3 separate regions of the Homo sapiens genome follow, and all the other regions are linked to region 1. Evidence: chromatin contacts called from ENCODE Hi-C or POLR2A ChIA-PET data. All regions are on one chromosome and are shown on one strand. Each heading gives the region's core, a stretch centred on a gene start or an enhancer-like site at or near the end of the contact. The rest is flanking DNA. Distances are from core to core; before and after follow the strand shown.

Evidence for each region. A loop is a pair of places that touch in the nucleus more often than their neighbours do. ChIA-PET counts read pairs that join two places held with the same protein, here RNA polymerase II (POLR2A). Pooled maps may share reads with other maps.
Region 2: a loop to region 1 is called in a pooled map, with 2.6 times the contacts of the local background. The contact joins two enhancer-like sites. A Hi-C loop is called at or near these places in 7 of 37 single-sample maps with no recorded cell type and 7 of 50 pooled maps. POLR2A ChIA-PET finds 5 or more read pairs at or near these places in 4 of 52 experiments (CD4-positive, alpha-beta T cell, CD8-positive, alpha-beta memory T cell, HEK293T and 1 more).
Region 3: a loop to region 1 is called in a pooled map, with 1.8 times the contacts of the local background. The contact joins two enhancer-like sites. A Hi-C loop is called at or near these places in 7 of 37 single-sample maps with no recorded cell type and 7 of 50 pooled maps. POLR2A ChIA-PET finds 5 or more read pairs at or near these places in 5 of 52 experiments (BJ, CD8-positive, alpha-beta memory T cell, Panc1 and 2 more).

What each region holds. Positions count from the first base shown.
Region 1 is chr6:53,197,529-53,201,927 of GRCh38, forward strand. No RefSeq gene overlaps it. Among named protein-coding and RNA genes, the nearest start is that of GCM1, 51 kb to the left of the region's middle. Within about 2 kb of position 1,768, at least 3 of the 41 ENCODE cell types and tissues checked have a DNase peak (open chromatin) inside an H3K27ac peak, as active enhancers do.
Region 2 is chr6:53,408,537-53,412,803 of GRCh38, forward strand. No RefSeq gene overlaps it. Among named protein-coding and RNA genes, the nearest start is that of GCLC-AS1, 21 kb to the right of the region's middle. Within about 2 kb of position 2,260, at least 3 of the 41 ENCODE cell types and tissues checked have a DNase peak (open chromatin) inside an H3K27ac peak, as active enhancers do.
Region 3 is chr6:53,434,683-53,439,422 of GRCh38, forward strand. All of the region lies in intron 1 of GCLC-AS1 (GCLC antisense RNA 1), which reads left to right. Among named protein-coding and RNA genes, the nearest start is that of GCLC-AS1, 5.6 kb to the left of the region's middle. Within about 2 kb of position 3,074, at least 2 of the 41 ENCODE cell types and tissues checked have a DNase peak (open chromatin) inside an H3K27ac peak, as active enhancers do.

The DNA.
Region 1 (4,399 bases), core at 518-3,017:
CCACCGTACCTGGCTAAAAATCAACTTTAAATTATAAAATAATGTAAGCAATTTACAGAAAGTTTGGGAAAGAGAGAAAGAGAAGGAAGGAAGGAAGGAAGGAAAAGAAGGGAAGGAGGGAAGGAATGAGGGAGGGAGAGAGGGAGCGAGGGAAGGATGGAAGAAAGGAAGGGAGGAAGGTTTGTTACATGGGTATATCACGTGATGCTGAAGTCTGGGATACTAAAGGAAGGAAGGAGGGAGGGAAGGAAGGAAGGGAAGGAAGGAAGAAAGGAAGGAAGGAAAGAAAGAAGGAGGGAAAGAAGCAGAGATGGAGGGAAGGAAGAAAGGAGGGAAGGAAGGAAGGAAGGCAGGCAGGAAGGAAGGAAGCCATACACCTTCCATACATTCATATCATCTATGATCCTATTCACATTCGAGGAGAGTTCACTGGGAAGGGTCTTTAAAAGTAAGGCCCCTGGGATATAAGAGGCATGGCAGGTATATCTTATAGGGTAAGAGGGAATAAAACTAGGAGAGAGACATCCTGGAACAGGTCTGCATTGGAAGACGGGAGGAGGAGAGAGAAGTGTAGGAAGGTTGTGATAAGAGGAAAAGAGAGACTGGGGAGGCAGATGAGAGATTGTTAAGGGCACCATTCCCTAAATTAGCCAAACACAGTCATGTCTGGGTGATCCTGGAAGGAATTATTTGAAGAAACATCTGTCATCTAAGTGCCTAATGGCCAGATATGATCTTTCATTTTCAAGGACCAGGGACACTTTCTGGGGAAGATGAGGACTAACCACAATTCATAAGTGGGCAACAGAAATGCTGATTTATGAACTTCCAGTGGAAAACGTAACTCTCAGGTTAAGGCATCATTAGATATCATGCTGCGGTCAATGCCTTCGAAGTCACATCTTAAGCAGAATAATTATTTGTTGGCCTCCTGCAAGAATCCACCCTATACAGGGACCAAAAGTTTTCATAAGTTGCAAATCTCTCCCAATAGATGAAATTAAAATAGAGTTTGAAAGCTCCTCAGTAAATGTAGTATCAGAACACAGAGTTAGAATGTATTGAACATCTATGATGTGGCTAGGCATGGTGGCTCACGTCTGTAATCTCAGCACTTTGGAAGGCTGAGGTGGGTGGATCACCTGAGGTACGGAGTTCAAGACCAGCCTGGCCAACTTAGTGAAACCCCATCTTTACTAAAAATACAAAAATTAACTGGGTGTGGTGGAGCACCCCTATAATCCTAGCTACTCGGGAGTCTGAGGCACGAGAATTGCTTGAACCAGGGAGGCAGAGGTTGCAGTGAGTGGAGATCACACCATTGCACTCCAGCCTGGGCGACAAAGTGAGACTCTGACTCAAAAAAATAAAATAAAATAAAATAAAAAATAATAAAATAATAATATATTGAACATCTACAATGTGTCAGGCATTGTAGAAACTAATTATAATGTGGTAAAAGATGGACAAAGTCAAGTACTTGCAATCTAACCGAAGACAATAAAATAGATGAATAAATAAGACTATTTCAAATTTTCAAATAGACATGACTTCTATAAAAACAGAATGTTGAATAGGACGAGGAGAGAGTCAGAGAAATTGTGTGTATGCTTGTGTGTGTTTTGCGCGCACCTGTGTTATTTCTTTCAATTGGGTGATCAATGAAGGCTTCTTTAAGGAGGTGAAATTTGAGTTAAGACCTGAAGAATCAAAAAGATCCAGAAAAAGGTCTGATGGGTGTGGCAGGAAGCATTCAAAGTACTGGGCAGTGCGGAAGCAGAGGCAGATGGAAGTGAGAGTTTGAGAGGAACTGAGAGAAGGCCTGTGGGTTGGAGGGTAAGAATGCAGGGGAGAGGGAGACTACAGTTAAATGTTTAACGGAAGGCATTCAGCACGACATTAGACTCTTTCAGTTCAAATCCCCACCCAACCACAAACTAGTTGTGTGACCTTGGACAAGCTAGTTAACTTCTTTATGGATCGATTGCTTCATCTGTAAAGGGGTGAAATCAGAGGTAACTACTTCATGGAGCTCCTCTGAAGATGACGTGAGATAGTCTAAGTTAAAGTGCGGAGCTTAGGCATATGGTTGGTCCTGAATAAGCATTAGATGTTGGCATTAATGTGTCCATCTCCACAACAGACTCTTGTCCACTGAGTAGGATTCCCTCCCCGCAGAAACGTACTTGGATGGGTGCTGCCAGTTTAGCGTCTTCGACTACTTAGTCAAACTTGAGACGTGTCAGAGGTCTGCAAACTATAGCTCCCTGGGCAATTCTGTAAACCTTCAAGTTAAGAAAAATGATTACATATGTAAAGGGTTGGAAAAAATCAAAATAAGAATACATGTATTTTCTGCTTTTATTTAAGGTGCAGGGTGTACATGTGCAGGTTTGTTATGTGGGTATATCACGTGATGCTGAAGTTTGGGATACAAATGGTCCCATCACCCAGGTAGTGAGCATAGCACCCAATAGGTAGTTATTCACCCCATGCCCCCCTCCCTCCCCCTTTCTTCTAATAGTCCCCATTGTCTATTGTTCCCATCTTTGAATATGTGTACCTATAAGTGAGAACATGTGGTATTTGGTTTTCTGTTCCTGCATTAATTTGCTTAGGATAATGGTCTCCAGCTACATTCACGTTGCTGCAAAGGACACAGTTTCATTCTTTTTATGGCTGTGTAATATTCCGTGGTGTATATGTATCACACAAAATCAGAATATTTTGTGTGTGTGACACAAGAAAAATTTATGGAACTCAAACTTCAGTGTCTATAAAGTTTTATCAGAACACAGCCACAGCCTTCACTTATGTCTGTGTATGGCTTCTTTCTTGCTCCAACAGCAGAGGTGGGAAGTTTCAGCAAAGATCTCATGACCGACAAAACCTAACGTATTTACCATCCGACGCTTTACAGAGAAAGTTTGCCATCGTAGTTAGGAGGACAGGTTTTTGGAGACAATGGAGTTACCTGGAGCCTGAATTTTCTTCTAAGAAAATGAGTGTAATAACAACGCCCTCAACAGGTTGCTATGCGAATTAAGAACATTTGTCCCGGCCGGGCGCGGTGGCTCACGCCTGTAATCCTAGCACTTTGGAAGGCTGAGGCGGGCGGATCATGAGGTCAGGAGATTGAGACCATCCTGGCTAACACGATGAAACCCTGTCTCTACTAAAAATACAAAAAATTAGCTGGGTGTGGTGGCGGGCACCTGTAGTCCCAGCTACTTGGGAGGCTGAGGCAGGAGAATGGCATGAACCTGGGAGGCGGAGCTTGCAGTGAGCAGAGATCGTACCACTGCACTCCAGCCTGGGCGACAGAGAGACTCCATCTCAAAAAAAACAAAACAAAACAAAACAAAAAAAGAACATTTGTCCCACAATCTGAATTCAACAAATAGTACCCATTGTTTTGTTGTTGTTGTTGTTGCTGTTTGTGTGTTTTTTGAGACAGTCTCTGTTGCCCAGGCTGGCCTGCAGTGCTGTGATCTCAGCTCACTGCAACCTCCACCTCCCCGGTTCAAGCTCAAGTGATTCTCCTGCCTCAGCCTCCTAAGTAGCTGGTATTACAGGCGTGTGCTAACACCCAGCTAACTTTTGTATTTTTAGTAGAGACAGGGTTTTGCCACGTTGGCCAGGCTGGTCTCAAACTCTTGGCCTCAAGTGATTTGCCTGCCTTGGCCTCTCAATGTGCTTGGATTACAGGTGTGAGCCCTCGCACCTGGCGTAGTACCTGTTGTTTTGAAAATGAAGAAGACAGTGATGATGATAATCCTATTTCCCTACCTGACAGTCCACTGTCTGGTTGATAGCTTTCATTTTTATGTAGATTTTTCCTATGGAAATGTTGAGGCTTAGAAAGTGATACCTCAAAATAAGACCTCAAAAGCAGCCTGAAGCAAAAGTTTCTCTCTGACCTTCTCCTGCCCTGCTGTCTCTGGCCCTTCATTCTCCCCTGAGGCCAGCCATAGAAACTAGAATCCCTCTTCCCCAAGGCCATAGAAACCAGAACTTCTTTTCCCCCAAACCAGCCACAAAACCTAAAAATACTACTCTAACTTTCCTCCTGCCCCTTCTGTATAAGAACTGACTATAAAGAAATTATCTGACCCACCTTACATGTTTGTAGGTCATAAGACCCCCATTCCAGAGAGGGTCCTGCCCCACACCCAGAAGGAAGGAATGCTGCTCAGAGAGGCCAAGAGGAATCTAAACAGAAGGGCTTTGCTGGGTTTCCCCGCTCAGCCTGTTAGCTTTAGAGCACGCCCTTTTTCTCCAGTTATATTTCCACAAGGCTGTTGATACTTTGTTGAACCTAACCATAAGAATGAACAGTTTCCCTTGTATCTTTGTGCCTTCATTCTGAAGGGTCTTGTGTCATATAAAAGTATGAAAA
Region 2 (4,267 bases), core at 1,010-3,509, 210 kb after region 1:
TAGTACTGTTGAATGTGCTTGAGATGTAAAAATGACCAAGATACAGCTCTTGTTCTTAAGAAATTCAGCTTGGAATAGCAGTTCTCAATGCCAGCTGCACTCTAGAATCACCTGGAACTTTAAAAACATCCTAGTGCCTGGGCCCCACGCTAGACCTATTAAATCCAAATCCCTGGAGTAGAGTTTCAACACTAGAAGTTTTTAAAGACCTTTTTACTAAAATTCAAGTGTATATAAAGATAAAACAGTATAATGATGGCCTCTCCCCCATGTACATGTCACCCAGATGAAACAATTATCAAATCATGACCAATCTTATTTCTTTTATAACTTCCCTCCCTCACTCCAACTATTAAATTATTTTATGGAATAAAATAATTTAAAAAGTATATAATCTCATTTTTTATTTCTTTGATATATAGCTTTAGAAATTGTTTTCAAAACACAATATCTTGATCATACCTAAAACAATAAATAAAATTGCTTACATCATCAATAACCTGCCAGTTGTCAAATTTCCTCAATAGTCTTTTTTTTTTTTTTTTTTTTTGAGACCAAGTCTTGCTCTGTGGCCCAGCTGGAGTGCAGTGGTGTGATCTCTGCTCATTGCAACCTCTGCCTCCTGGGTTCAAGTGATTTTCCTGCCTCAGCCTCCTGAGTAGCTGGGATTACAGGGGTGTGCCATCACACCTGGCTAATTTTTGTATTTTTAGTAGAGATGGAGTTTCACCATGTTGGCCAGGCTGGTCTCCAACTCCTGACCTCAAATGATCCGCCTGCCTCAGCCTCCCAAAGTGTTGGGATTACAGGTGCGAGCCACCGCACCCAGACTTCAATTATCTTATGAAAAGTTTTTGCTGCCGTTTTATTTGAATTAGGTCTAAGTAGTATCCATACACTGCATTTCGTTAACACGCCTCTTACATTTCTTTTAATCTAGAGATTCCTCCTTACTCATTTTTCTCTTCTTCACAAGTTTTTTTTTTTTTTTTTTTTTTTTTTTTTTTTTTTAAAGAAAACCGGTCATCCAGGCTTTCTTTAATGATGAGAAGAAATGGAAGTATTTGCCTGTTCACATTCTTGAATGCTATAGGGTTCTCCAAGTTGTAGATTAGAAAATGCTTTAATTTGAACTCTGAAACATTTCCAGGCAAAAGCAGCATTACATGGTCTTTGTATGCCTTGAATCTTGGCATTGTCTTGGATGTGCGATGAATGTATGTATGCTCCAGCATACAAACATTCTGTTTCTGAAACAAACTTCAGAAAAAGTTTGTTTCATTGGCATTAAACATTTGTTCTGGTAAATATTTCTCATCCACAATTATCCTATGCAGCTCTTTTTTTCTTTTCTTTTCTTTTTTAAAGCTTTAAGACATTCAATATGGCATTTGCTGCCTCACTGCTGATCTTCACATTATGAAAATTATGAGCCATTTGAAGCACTGGAACAGCCCATGACTTGCTATAAATATTTGCATATAGGTGGGATCATCAGAATGTTTTTTAGTGTATAAAAAAGAGTAGAGGCCGGGTGCGGTGGCTCACCCCTGTAATCCCAGCACTTTGGGAAGCTGAGGCGGGTGGATCACGAGGTCAGGAGATCGAGACCATCCTGGCTAAAATGGTGAAATCCCATGTCTGCTAAAAATACAAAAATTAGCTGGGCATGGTGGTGGGCACCTGTAATCCTAGCTACTCGGGAGGCTGAGGCAGGAGAATGGCTTGAACCTGGGAGGCAGAGGTTGCAGTGAGCTGAGATCGCGCCACTTCACTCCAGCCTGGTGACAGAGCAAGACTCTGTCTCAAAAAAAAATAAATAAATAAAAAAATTCTTGCCTTAGCCTGGATTGTCTGCGGTTTAAGTGGTACTTAAACTATATCTGATACTTCTGTATCTGGTCTTCCATCCATGTGACAAGTATTTTTTCATATCATCAGTTGGCGCAGCTCTTTTCTTCCTAACAACAGTGAATTTAACCAATATGGATGATTTCACTGCATCACTGATTCACTTCTTATCCTTTGAGATGGTTGAGATTGTGGATGTGAAAGTCCTAATTCAAATGCAGTGGCTATTACTGGCTTGTCACGTTCATGCTGGGCAATTACTCTTGAGTTTTATCTTGAGAAACTCAGAAGTAATTTGCCTTCCTCTTCTTATCAGAAGCAGGAGAACACGGATGGGCATTTTGTAGACATGGTAAGATGTGGAAACACAAGACTCAATATTCAAAAAATGCTGGCAACACAGTAGTACACTGTAGAGTATCGGCTGTTTACCCCTGTGACCATGTGGTTGGCTGGGAGCTGTGGCTCACTGCCGCCACCCAGCATTGCGAGTGAGAATTGTACTACATATTGCTCGCAGGAAAAAGATCAAAATTCAAAATTCAAAGACAGTTCCTACTGAATGCGTATAGCATTTGCACCATTGTAAAGCTGAGAACCAAGTCGGGGACTGTCTGCATTTTCTCCTCTAAAAAACTTCATATTTCTTAACTGTTCACAGAAAAGGCTTATACAAAATAATCAATTTGGGAGCAATGGCACCTTTAAGCCCAGACTGTAGTCTCTAAACATTGCTTCTCACCAAAAAAATCCCCAAGCTCCTTGGAGAAATGAACAGTCCAAGTCTGGAGCAGGAAAGGAGATAAGCCTAGAATTTCTCTGTCTTTCTCGTATGAACTGTACCTCAAGATATACAAGGAGTGGATGAAGAAAAGTTCTTTATAGAAAAATTCTAACTAATAAATGAAAAAGGAATAAAATAATTCGATTATAGCCATTTTGTAACTTTTAATGAGATAATGGATCTAAGTAAAATATGTTTAGCTTCATTTGTTTCATCTTACCTATTTTACAATTTTATTCTAAAAGTAGTAAAAATTTTGGGATCTGCCTTATCTCAGTCTTTAGGATGTTCTTTGCCTGCCTCTAACATTCCTGTATCTTGAGTAGCAAGTGGTCAGGCTGAAGTGAAAATTCTTTAGTCATCACAAGGAGGTTGTACTGTTATCATGGGTGCCGGTTCAGCCTTCTCGTCAATGAAGCTACCCCTTCCTGGGAAACTCCTGCCAGGTCATTAATAACAACAAAGGAATTCTATTCCAGGAGGCCTTACTCCCTGGGTCTCTTGCTGCTGAAGACTTTATGGGATTTCCATGAGCAATTAGTGATTAACTATCCCAACAGCTGGCCATGTTGCTCCAAGAGGATTTGTCCTGCTACCTAGTTGGACTTTGATCTCTGATCTGTTGATTACTACTTTAATCCATTTTGTGCTGCTCTATTAGGATACTGAGACTGGATAACTTATAAAGAACAGAGGTTTATTTCCTTCTTATAGTTGTGGAGGCTGGAATGTCCAAGATAGAGAAGACTGCAATTGGCCAGGGCCTTCTTGTTGTGTCATCCTATGGTGGAAGGCAGAAAGGTGAGAGGGAGAGAAGGAAGAGGGGAAGGGGAGCTGAATTTATTCTTTTATTAGGAACCCTCTCCCACAATAACAATAGTCCGTTCATGAGGGTAGAGCCCTCATGACCCTAATAACCTCTTAAAGCTCCCACCTCTCAACACTGTTGCATTGGGGATTAAGTTTCCAAAACACAAACTTTGCAGGGGACACATTCAAACTGTGGCGATTTCCTTCCAGAAACGTATGGTGGCTGCTTGGCCAGATGCCCAGCTCACTGCACTAGTTGAGTGCAAAAATGGATAAATTGGCTACGTAGAGTTATGTCAGGCTTACTAGCACAAGATCCATGAGAAAACATTCATGGACACAGGGTTGGTGTCCCATTGTCCATCCTAGACAGAACTAAACACAAGACATCCTCATCCTTGTGTTGTGAGGCATTTAAGATGAAGTATTGGCCCATCCCCCATGATCACACCTGGGTGCCACAGCAATGTGGGGTGGTATCACCTGGTCTCTGGTCCTATCCTGTCAGATCAGTTTCCAGGTTGGGAGAATCACCACCCCCTCTCATAGTGCAATCAGAGGGCTGGCGTCCAAGCCTAACAATTTCAGCTCTTTTATTAGGTAGCATATGAGTGGCAAGATTTTCCATGTGCATTTTCAGGACTGAAGGACTTCCAGCCCCAGCACTAGCATCATGGGGGTGAGGGAGATTCTGGAATCTAAGTCAACCAGAATTGATTGTCTTAAGCACAGGGTCACAGTGGTTTCCAGGGAGCTTCACAAGAGGCCCTTTCCTTTTCTGGGAGACTAGCCTGCACAGGGTTTGTCTTGGGCAAATTAATT
Region 3 (4,740 bases), core at 1,824-4,323, 240 kb after region 1:
GAGCCACCGCGCCTGGCCCCACAAAGATAAATTCTTTGAATCAGAGAGAATGAATACTAATATTAGAGTTGAGACGGGTAAAAGGGCAACAGAAGGATTATGGGGTGCATAGAAGAGGAGGCTTTGACAATCTAGATACTTTCTCTCCCAAGCCCAAGTATGTATTATTTTGTATTGTTATTACCCCTTAGTCATAGACTGGAGACTTATGCCAGGATTTATTGACTCTTCAAGTCTCATTATCAATCTGCATTTAAGATTTAACAGCAAAGTTTGAGATTGAAAGATTACTTGTTCAGACACAAAATAACTTGATCTTCTTGTGGAAACTCAGCTTTAAATAAATAAATAAATAAAATAACAATAGATTTCAACAGTAAAGTCTTTGTTTGGCTGGGCGCAGTGGCTCACACCTGTAATGCCAGCACTTTGGGAGGCTGAGGTGGGCAGATAACCTGAGGTCAGGAGTTTGAGACCAGCCTGGCCAAGATAGTGAAACCCTTTCTCTACTAAAAATACAAAAATTAGCCAGATGTGGTGGTGTGCACCTGTAATCCCAGCTACTCAGGAGGCTGGGGCAGGAGAATCACTTGAGCCCAGGAGGCGGAGGTTGCAGTGAGCCGAGATTACACCACTGCAGTCCAGCCTGGGCCACAGAGTGAGACTCCATCTAAAAAAAAAAAAAAAAAAAAAAAAAAAAAGGCTGAGAAAATGGTAAACATGTAAGTCTTAATACATTGTTTTTATATAATGATTACAACAATAAGTCTATTCTGTACAGTTAGATATAAGGATATAACTAGACTTTTTCTTACAGTAGCATGTACGTCATGAGGGAGGATGTGATAGGAGTCAAAGTGCTCTAAGATTGGGATGATTATATGTCCCAATTTGCCCAGGAGAGTTCATGCTTGTGCCTGTTTTCCCAGTGTAATAGTTAATACTACCCCCTTATCTCAACAGCATCCTAACTTAGATGATAAATTACTTGGCTACTTTACACATATAGGACTTAGTGACCTGGTGAACTTGGGGAACAAGCAACAGAGCAGAGGCAAAGATAAAGTTAAGATCTCATTCCTGGTTGTCTCATCGTGTGGTAGGGCCACTGACATAAACACTGGGTGAGCTTGTGAATACTTGTCTCAGATCTGGAACTTCTAGTAGGATGTTTCCTAAGACCGAGAAGATGGTTGGTTCCACCCATTCCAATTATTTGGGTTATTAATTGTTCTGAGGCATTTCAGTTAGTTAAATCTAACCTGTCATCCCTCAGTTCTTCTTTGAGTATATGAGAAAACCTAAGAGGCTCCCAAGTTGACTGTACAGCTGAGAGTTTTCCACTGAGAAGTCCAAAAAGGCCCCGTTGTCATCAACCTCACATTTACCATGATAGGGTCTATAATTCCAAGTTAACTGGGTGAGGAAGGGGCTCAGGTTTCTATTTGCATTAAGCTATAGAGAATAGGAGGAATAGTTTCCTATTTAAAAAATAAATTTTTTAAAGTGTGAATATTCCATAAACCAACAAACAGAAAGAAATTTAGAATGTGCTCACTGAATTAGTCAGTTCAGTAATAATTATGGTGGTGATTCTGGAGAAGGGCGTGGAAGAGACAGCTTGGGGAAGAGAACAGTGCTAAGACAAGAACCAGAAGGCCTGGATTCTGGGTTTGATTATGCCCCTTCTGGCAATGGGATCTTGAATAAGTCATTTATCTTCTTTAAATTGCAGTTTCTTCTGTAAAATGAATTAAGAGAAAAATTAAGAATATTTGTAAGCACTAGCCATGTGCCAGGCACTACTCTAAGCACTTTATGAATCTCTAAAACAAACCAATGTATTATTGGCATTATTTCCATTCTAAAGATGAGGAAATTGAAGCATGGAGAGATGAGTTAACCTTCCTAAGACCACGCCCCTTCTCAGTGGCACCTCTAAGATTTGAAACTGGGCACTATGCTTTAACTCTCCTGACTACCATCGGGTATGCCCGTTCACCATTTTACATTCTGCTATATGTCTTGGGAAAATGACCCATGTGGGTGTCCTTGCTCTCTGGCTTCCAGTTGGGTTCCAACAGTGACAAGAGATTGGAGAGTGGGAGGACAGATTGGTTTCTTTCTCTTCCCAGTTGCCTCCCTAAGAGGCCATCACAGATTGGCTGATTCTTTTATCAAACGTGGTGTCTCTTGTCGAGTGCCCTCTCCATACAGTTAACCTATACCAGTTCTAAAAACTGCTTTTTTTTCCCCCTCCATTCTCTTTTAGGCTAGGAATAGTAACAGCTCTTTGATCTTGCCAGTCTGGGATACTGCACCACCCTTTGCTGTCAGAATCCTTTCTGATTACACATTGCAACTTTAAAGTTGCACATGATGTACTCTACCAGAAGGAAGCTGATTTCGTGGTCACAATACTATCTGTCTGGAGTGGTGGGGGTTCTGCTTAGCAAGGACTCCCCTAGTTGGGCCTCTTAGAATGGAGAAAGTTGACAGTTTCAGGACTGAGATATTTGAGAAAATCAGGAGGGTGCTGAACAGCTTTGTTTCTTAACTTCCTGGCCAGAATGTGTAGATTTTCAGTACCTCCCAACGTTTCCAGATGTATTTAGCTCCTACACACTAACCTTCTTTCATTACTGAATGTGTCATGGAGTTAACACATATTCTTGCTTCTGCCTGAAACCTTCTTTCTTCTTTTTGCATAGAAAACTCAGATATCAGCATGAATGTTACTTGCTTAGGGAAGCCTTCCCTGGAACAAACCCCTCATTTCTGCCAGGATGGATGAGTATCCTCATATATGCTCTAACAGCTTTCTGAGCCTTTCCTTCACAACACTTAACATAGTTTCTAATTATGCATTTGGTGGTTATTGGATCCATATCTCCCCTCTCCCTAGAAAGGAAGTTCCAAAAGGTCTGAGGTTGGTTTTGACTTTGCTCGACATTAAATTTCCAGGACTGAGCACAGTTACTGACTCTGGTGGTCACTGAAAAATGCTATTATGTATCCATGGACAGATGTATGACTAAGCATCATGTAAACTGGTGACGATGGTAGACTGGGAAGAATAAAATGAGAGCGCTATCTAGTGGCACCAGGTGCAACAAGCAAAATGGGGCCAAGTTTTTGCCTGAGGCCTTACAAAAGTGTTGAAATCCTTGTGGAGAAAATTTTCTTTTTCTCAGGAGGGCAGTAGAATATCCTTAGAAGTGACTAGACTTATGACAGTAATGACATGAGGAAGAATATGTCACAAAGTTAACAGGAAGATTGACTCCAATCACAAGAAGTGAGGGCTGCAGAGGCCATGAAGGGATGGAAAACTTTTTCTTAGTTTTATCACTACTGGGTAATGGGCAGAGCCTGGGAGACAGAGAAGAGAACAGGCCGTATGGAGCACGCATCAACAACCCTGAGCTTCAGAGCACTTAGTACTGCAAGAAGAATGTGTAAGAAACTCTGGAACCCAGTTCCTGGGAGAGTGAGGGAACACCAGTGATTTCATTGGTATTAGGCTTGAAATATTGATTATTTTCTTTATTCCATATTTCACATTGTTATCCACATACCCCTTCTGACTACATACAGCACCAGGTGTAGGAAATGTGTGTTAGAAGATGATGTTTTTTGCCTTAACCATTGATTTTAATGATCATTTCATCCTCTCTGCTCTACCCTAAGTGGCCTTTCAGAGTCAATTGTGGCTTATTTCATAATTATCTTTTTCAGACTACTTCTGTACATTGGTACCACATCTGTAATGAACCATCGACTCATCTATTTCCCAATTCATTTGAATCTAGAATTTGGCAAGCCTTTCTTTTTTAGTGTGTTTTTTAATTTGACTCCGCATTTTTCTGTTTAGGTTGCACACTTGAAAAAAAGCTTTACCCCTTTTTTGAAAAGTTGGCAGACGTCTTTTTTTTTGAGACAGGGTCTCACTCTGTTGCTCAGGCTGGAGTGCAGTGGCGCGACCTTGGCTCACTGCAACCTCCACCTCCCGGGCTCAAGTGATCTTCCCACTTAGCCTTCTGGGTAGCTGGGACTACAGGCACGTGCCACCAGGCCCAGATAATTTTTTGTATTTTCTAGAGACAGGATTTCGCCATATTGTCCAGGCTGGTCTTAAACTCTTGAGCTCAAGCGATCCATCCGCCTCAGCCTCTTGAAGTACTGGGATTGCAGGTATGTGCCACCGTGCCCAGCCACAGACGTCTTAATGAAAATGAACCATTACAGTAATATACTAGGGCAAGGGCAATTTGTTCATTATCGACAAGCAAATCACTAAATTATGTAAATTACTGGATTAGACAGGCAGAATTACTTTTCTTTCAGAGAATAATCAAATATTACTTTAAAATGTTCATTTGTTTAAGTTTTTGGCTTTAGATCCAGAAAATCCAAATATTTGAATTTACATCTATTAAAAACCAAATTCAACCTCGAGACCGAAGTCCATCATTCATAGTCCACAGTAGAATATATGAAACCACGAAGATTTTTAATTTCCCTTAATAAACCTGTTTATTGAGCACTTCTATTTCCCCTCCTTCCCCCTATTTTTGTTTTAAAACATCCTTTCATGAAAGAACAATATTTAAATAAACCTTTGAGGAACAGATAGAGCTATTTAACAAGTGAGGTAATTATATATTATCATTCCCACATGATGGGGGTTTATAAAGGATTTAAAAGTTTGTTTCTGCATTTGTTTTCAAGGACTTGCCC